Regions from separate parts of the Homo sapiens genome. Here region 1 is linked to region 2. The links are chromatin contacts, found by Hi-C or POLR2A ChIA-PET in ENCODE. All regions are on one chromosome and are shown on one strand. Each heading gives the region's core, a stretch centred on a gene start or an enhancer-like site at or near the end of the contact. The rest is flanking DNA. Distances are from core to core; before and after follow the strand shown. Region 1 holds the start of ST8SIA1 (ST8 alpha-N-acetyl-neuraminide alpha-2,8-sialyltransferase 1). Region 2 has its middle 120 kb from the start of CMAS.

Region 1 (3,020 bases), core at 391-2,890, 170 kb after region 2:
TCCAATCTAACTACACAACCCCTGCTGCCGTAACTTATTTTTAGACATTTAATCTAAAATTCCCAGAAAGGAAGCGGATCTACAACCTCTGAGTGATCCTCAGAGTTCTGATTTCCAACCTGGCTTGGGCATTTTGTTTGTTTTCTGACTTCAGGTGCCTACTTAAAGTACATCTCCCATCTTCCAGAGGCATCCACAGCCTAAGCCAATAAAAAGAGCTGGGAGCTTTGGAGCTTTAAGTGATGAAAAATCCAGCACCCACAGGTCAAAAGTAATGACCTTGGGGAAGTTACTCATCCTTCTAAAGAATCAATTTGTGGTCAACAAGATGAGATAATAATACTAGACAGCTGTTCGAGATTTCAACACAAAAATTGCACAGTATCGTCTCTTAGTAGACGTCAGTCAGTACTATGCACTTGCTGTGGGCACACTGCGCAAAGCTGCGGGATCCGTCCATGTTTCCACTGCCCATCACTCCGACGTTGGGGACTTATGTTACCGACTGTGCACTCCACCTCGGGGAGATGCCTTTTACCTGCTTCTTGTTCCCTACAGCTTCAAATGTCTGCAGAGCCCAAGAGGTAAATTCTTATTAAGTGCAAGAGACTAAGTTATCCTGGGTTCTCCTTCCCTCTGTTTTGTTTATCCGTAAATTGTTAAATAAAACTCCGCTTTGGGAAGAAATGCGTCGAGTCTTTACATGCGCAAAGCAGGTGTCTGCACATCTCTGGGGATCAGGGGTGGGGAAGGAACCCTGACTAAAGTCTCCAGGTTGGGAATGGCACAAATGGAGGGAAAGGACATGGAAGAGCGGATGAAAGGGATGCCTCTGCGAGACGGTGCAAGGCGGTCCTCGCCGGTGACCCTGTCCTCTGCACTCGGGGAGGAAAGGACGCTAGAGGGGAGGAGCCGCGAGGGCAGGAGTACCTGAACGCTCTGGCCGCGGTCTGGTTCCTCCTCCACGCCGTGCCCTGTTGCAGCACCCCCTGCACGATCTCTTTCTCGTTGGGCAGCCGGTAGACGGGGAAGATGTAGAGCCAACAGAGGACCACGACACAGAGGGCACTGGCTCCCATGGGCAGCCGGGTCCGCGGGAACTTCCACGCCAGTACAGCCATGGCCCCTCTGGACGTTTGTCGCCGGGCCCGCCCGCAGGGGCTCATCGCAGCCCCGGCGTCCCAGGGGCGGGGGCCGGGGCCTCAGCACAAAGCTAGGCGAAGTGGCAGCGGAGGGTCCCCCACCGCCAGCCCCCCATGCACACACACCTTTGGTTCTCTTACTTGCAAACGCACGCACGCTTCTTCGGCCCCGTCGGCCCCAAAGGTCAGCGCAAGGATTTTTTCAAATGCAACTTTTCCAAGGATTTCTTTCTAGGGGAAGTGGCTGGGGGTGAAGTCACGATCTATGGCCATGGTCGCTTCCCCTGCAGAAGGCGGGCGCTGGGGTCTCCGAGTGCGCAGAGAGCGGCGGCGGCGAGTCGCTCCCGCCGGTTCTGCAGCATCACGGTCGCCCTCGGCGAGGGTCCGGGAGAAGGCTCGGCTCCCTCCTAAACATGTGGCCCGTGGCGTCCCCTTGTCCCCTCCGAGCGATGCTCCTGCGCCCTTCGCCGCCTCCCGCGCTGCTGCGCCGCCAGGCAACCCCCCCCCCCCCACCCCGCCCCGAGACGCGCTCTCTGCGCCGCACCAAGTCCTTGGAAATTTCCACGGCGGCCCGGGACCGCTATCCTGCCCCGGGCTCCTCCGCCTCGCCCGCCGGGACCCTCGCTCCCCACCCCTCCCGGAGAAGAAAAGAACTCGCTCTCATCAGTTAATTCAGCGGCGCGCCGCAGCCTTCCGCTGCGCCCCGGACTTCGCAGACAAACGCCCGGGGATTGGTGGAAATCAAGGTCTCCCCCTCCCTCCCCCACCCGCAAAATTGCCTCCTTCGACCCGATCCGAGCCGCGACACTCGCCCAGAGCGCGCACCCCTCACTCGTGCCCTTGTTCTTTGGAGATAACGGCAGACAATAAAAACCAACAGCCCCCCGCCAATAGAAATATATCAGTCCCTGAGTGTGGCGGAGACTGGCTAATATCCTGATCCTTCGACAAGCGGCCGGTGTGCCCAGGCTGTCACCCTGCTGCCGTCACCCTAGTCTTTCTCTAGCTGGTTGGATATTAACCCGCAGCCAGGCGCGAGGAGGCTGGCGGAGATTTATTCCTTCCTGGGCCCCCACCCCCATTAGCCGGTCCCGGAGCCGCGGCCCGTGTGTGTGCGCGCGCGCCCGCACACACACACACACACACACACACACACACACACACACACACGTTCACGGGCGCAAGCGAGCGCGCGCACGAGGAGGTGCGTGCACTCCGGGGTCCTCCGCCTCGCCTCCTCCCTGAAAGGAAGTGCTGCATCCAGATGTGCAGGCAGCTGGTGCCCAAACACTAGACCTCAAGATGTCACATTGCCTTGGAGGCGCGCGGCCTTTTAGATTAAAGGACCGTTGGTTCTTAGACGTCCTTCTTGCCCTTCTTGCTTGTGATAAGCGATAAGCTTATCGCAACCCCGACCTTGGAAAAGCACCACCCGCCTTGACCCACCGAGCCGAGAGAGTCGCTGTTAGCCATTTCTGCTCGCCCCGGCGGCCGACGCATAGCTCGGGTACCTCCTAGCGGTCGCCTATTCTATTTGCTTAAGCATCTCGTCAAGCATAAAGTGTGCAAGGACAAAGAAGAAACCTGGTCAGCTTAGTCATCACGAAAACAAAATCTAAGGCTATAACTCCATTTGTTCAGCCGACCAGGCTGCGGTGTCTGGTACCTTTGTCTAGCATCCGTCTCCACTGAGAGGTGGAACTTGAGAAGTTGATGCAAAGTTATTTACCAAAAGCGAAGTAGCATCCCAGATGACCACTTTAGTGTCATTTTCTCAACAATACTGTGCTCTTAGTTGAGTGACCTACTGCCCTCCACCGGCAGGCATGCCCCAGAAATCTCTGTCCTACTTAGGTAAATCAGTAGAGACAGGGGAAA
Region 2 (2,734 bases), core at 18-2,517:
TTAGCCATTCTACTCTTAGGTATTTACCTAACAGAATTAAGAACAAACCTCCACAAAAAGACCTGTACATAAATGCTCACAGCAATTTGATTTGCAATAGCAACAAACAAAAAGGTGCATCAGCAAGTGAATGAAAAAACAATGTATGATATATATCATATTCACCAATAACAAGAAAGAAACAGTTGATATGTGCTCTACATGGATGCATCTCAAAATAATTTTGCTGGGTTAAGAGAAGCCAGAAAAAGGGTACATGTAGCGTGATTTTATTGATATAAAAATCTGAAAACTGCCAGGCATGGTGGCTCATGCCTGTAATCCCAGCACTTTGGGATGCTGAGGCAGGCAGATCACTTGAAGTCAGGAGTTTGAGACCAGCCTGGCCAAGATGGCCTAACCCTGTCTCCATTAAAAATACAAAAATTAGCTAGGTTTGGTGGTAGGTGCCTGTAATCCCAGCTACTCAGGAGGCTGAGGCAGGAGAATCACTTGAACCCAGGAGGTGAAGGCTGCAGTAAGCCAAGATCGTGCCACTGCACTCCAGCCTGGGTGACAGAGCGAAACACTGTCAAAAACAAAACAAAAATCCAAAAACTGCAAACTTGTCTGTAATAAAAGAATGCAGATCACTGGTTCCTCAGGGTAGGAAGGAAGTGGGCAGAGGCAGGAGGCAGGGACACAAAGGGGCATGAGGCATGAGAAATCTTTTGGGTGTGATTGATCTGCTCAATATGTTGATTGTGGTGATGGCTTCACAAGTGTGTACATATGTCAGCTGCACACTTTAAATATGTAGTTTGTTGCATACCAATTATACCTGAATGAAGCAATTAAATGATTGAAGAAAATATTTACATAATTAAAGCCCAACAATCAGAAGATGACCGTAACACTCCATGTGATGTGTGTCATGTGTTCACTATAAAGTGGGTCTTGAAAATTATTACTGAAATTATCTGATAAATCATTTTTTATCAACTGTTCGAAGTCTTTTTCATTAGAAATGCGATCAGTAGTTTTTTTATTAATGTAAAATCTATTGGAGATATCATGTAATCATTTTGGTGTCTTTCTTGCTAAAGTTATTGCTTTTTAATGTTTTTCTTCTCAGTGGCTCTGCCCTTATTTTCTCCGCCCTCACTGCCTGCCACTTCCTCCTCCTCTCCTCTGTCCTTTTCAGTGTGTTACTTCCTCTCAGCCATAAAAATATACTACATCAAAAGGCAAATGAACCAAAGCATTACCGACTTTAAATATCAGGGCTTTATTTCCTCATTTAGCTGCTGATTCCGACACACTTTATGCAGATGAGGCTCAGATTGGGGAACTATCTTATACCTGGATTGTGGGTGTTTTTCTGTAGTTCAGAAGATTAATTGCTTTTCTTCTTTTAAGTTTCACACAGGTTTTGGTCCATAGTTACCAAGGAGCTTAGCGATGAATAAATAGGTGTACTGTAGAGATTGTTATGGGAGGAGTTATTAGGGTTTTTCCATCAAGTAGGTCTTGTTTATTGATTCAGCTCAGTTTATACACCATGCTCACAGGTACATATGAATTCTGAAAGGTTGCTGTGATGGTTAATTTTTTTTTCTTTTTTTGAGACAAAGTCTCACTCTGACGCCCAGGCCGGAGTGCAGTGGTGCGATCTCAGCTCACTGCAGCCTCTGCCTCCTGGGTTAAAGCTATTCTCCTGTCTCAGCGTCCCAAGTAGCTAGGATCACAGGTGCCCACCAACACACCCAGCTAATTTTTGTATTTTTAGTAGAGCTGGGGTTTTGCCATATTGGCCAGGCTGGTCTCGAATTCCTGACCTCAAGTGATCCTCCTGCCTCGGCCTCCCAAAGTGCTGGGATTATAGGTGTGACCCACCACATCTGGCCAATGGTTAATATTGAGTGTCAATTTATGATACTTTGGACTTGGACTTTCAGGTTAATGCTGTAATGAGTTAAGACCTTGGGGGACTGCTGGAAAGGCATCGTCGTGTTTTGAAATGTGAGCACATGCGATTTGGGAGGGGACAGGGATGAAATGATATGGTTTGGCTCTGTCCCCACCCAAATATCATCTTGAATTGTTATTCCCATTATTCCTACATGTTGTGGGAGAGGCCTGGTGGAAGGTAATTGAATCATGGGGGTGGTTATTCCCCTGCTTCTGTTCTGGTAATAATAAGTGAGTTCTCAGGAGATCTGATGGTTTTATAAAGGGCTTTTCTCCCTTTTGCCAGGCACTTCTCCTTGCTGCCGCTGTGTAAAAAAGAATGTGTTTGCTTCCCCTTCTGCCATGATTGTAAGTTTCCTGAGGCCTCCCAAGCCATGCTGAACTGTGAGTCAATTACACCTCTTCCCTTTATAAATTACCCAGTCTTTGGTATTTCTTTATAAGCAGTGTGAGGATACACTAATACAGTTGCTAAAAGTAGCACTAATACCAAGTGAAGTCAGTGTTAATTGAAGTACCAAAGATGCAAACTTTCACTTTTTTCTCATGAACCTTGGAAGGGTGACCTATGAAAAGCTAAGACGATTTGGGATCAACTATCGGATAAAATCATTGGTGCAAACAAGAACTCAAAGGTTGGTGCAAACAAGAACTCAGAGGAATCTGACAAATCAAGAACTCAGAAAGAAAAGAAAATTTAATCAATAAGAGCAATTTCTTTCCTCTTCCCTCCACCCATAACCCTTACAATACTTGATTGTTCCGAATGAATTGGAAAGGTTCC

Evidence for each region. A loop is a pair of places that touch in the nucleus more often than their neighbours do. ChIA-PET counts read pairs that join two places held with the same protein, here RNA polymerase II (POLR2A). Pooled maps may share reads with other maps.
Region 1: a loop to region 2 is called in a map of CD4-positive, alpha-beta T cell, with 1.9 times the contacts of the local background. The contact joins the promoter of ST8SIA1 here to the enhancer-like site in region 2. A Hi-C loop is called at or near these places in 5 of 168 maps with a recorded cell type or tissue (CD4-positive, alpha-beta T cell, CD4-positive, alpha-beta memory T cell, PC-3 and 2 more) and 8 of 50 pooled maps. POLR2A ChIA-PET finds 5 or more read pairs at or near these places in 3 of 52 experiments (CD4-positive, alpha-beta T cell, CD4-positive, alpha-beta memory T cell and Caco-2).

What each region holds. Positions count from the first base shown.
Region 1 is chr12:22,333,067-22,336,086 of GRCh38, forward strand. ST8SIA1 (ST8 alpha-N-acetyl-neuraminide alpha-2,8-sialyltransferase 1) reads right to left here and starts at 1,641. Exons shown (of 5, transcript NM_003034.4): 1 at 931-1,641. The coding sequence starts at 1,166. LOC105369151 (a long non-coding RNA gene) reads right to left here and starts at 924. Exons shown (of 2, transcript XR_931426.3): 1 at 1-924.
Region 2 is chr12:22,163,089-22,165,822 of GRCh38, forward strand. No RefSeq gene overlaps it. Among named protein-coding and RNA genes, the nearest start is that of CMAS, 120 kb to the left of the region's middle. Within about 2 kb of position 1,268, at least 3 of the 41 ENCODE cell types and tissues checked have a DNase peak (open chromatin) inside an H3K27ac peak, as active enhancers do; they include CD4-positive, alpha-beta T cell, where a contact is called at or near this core.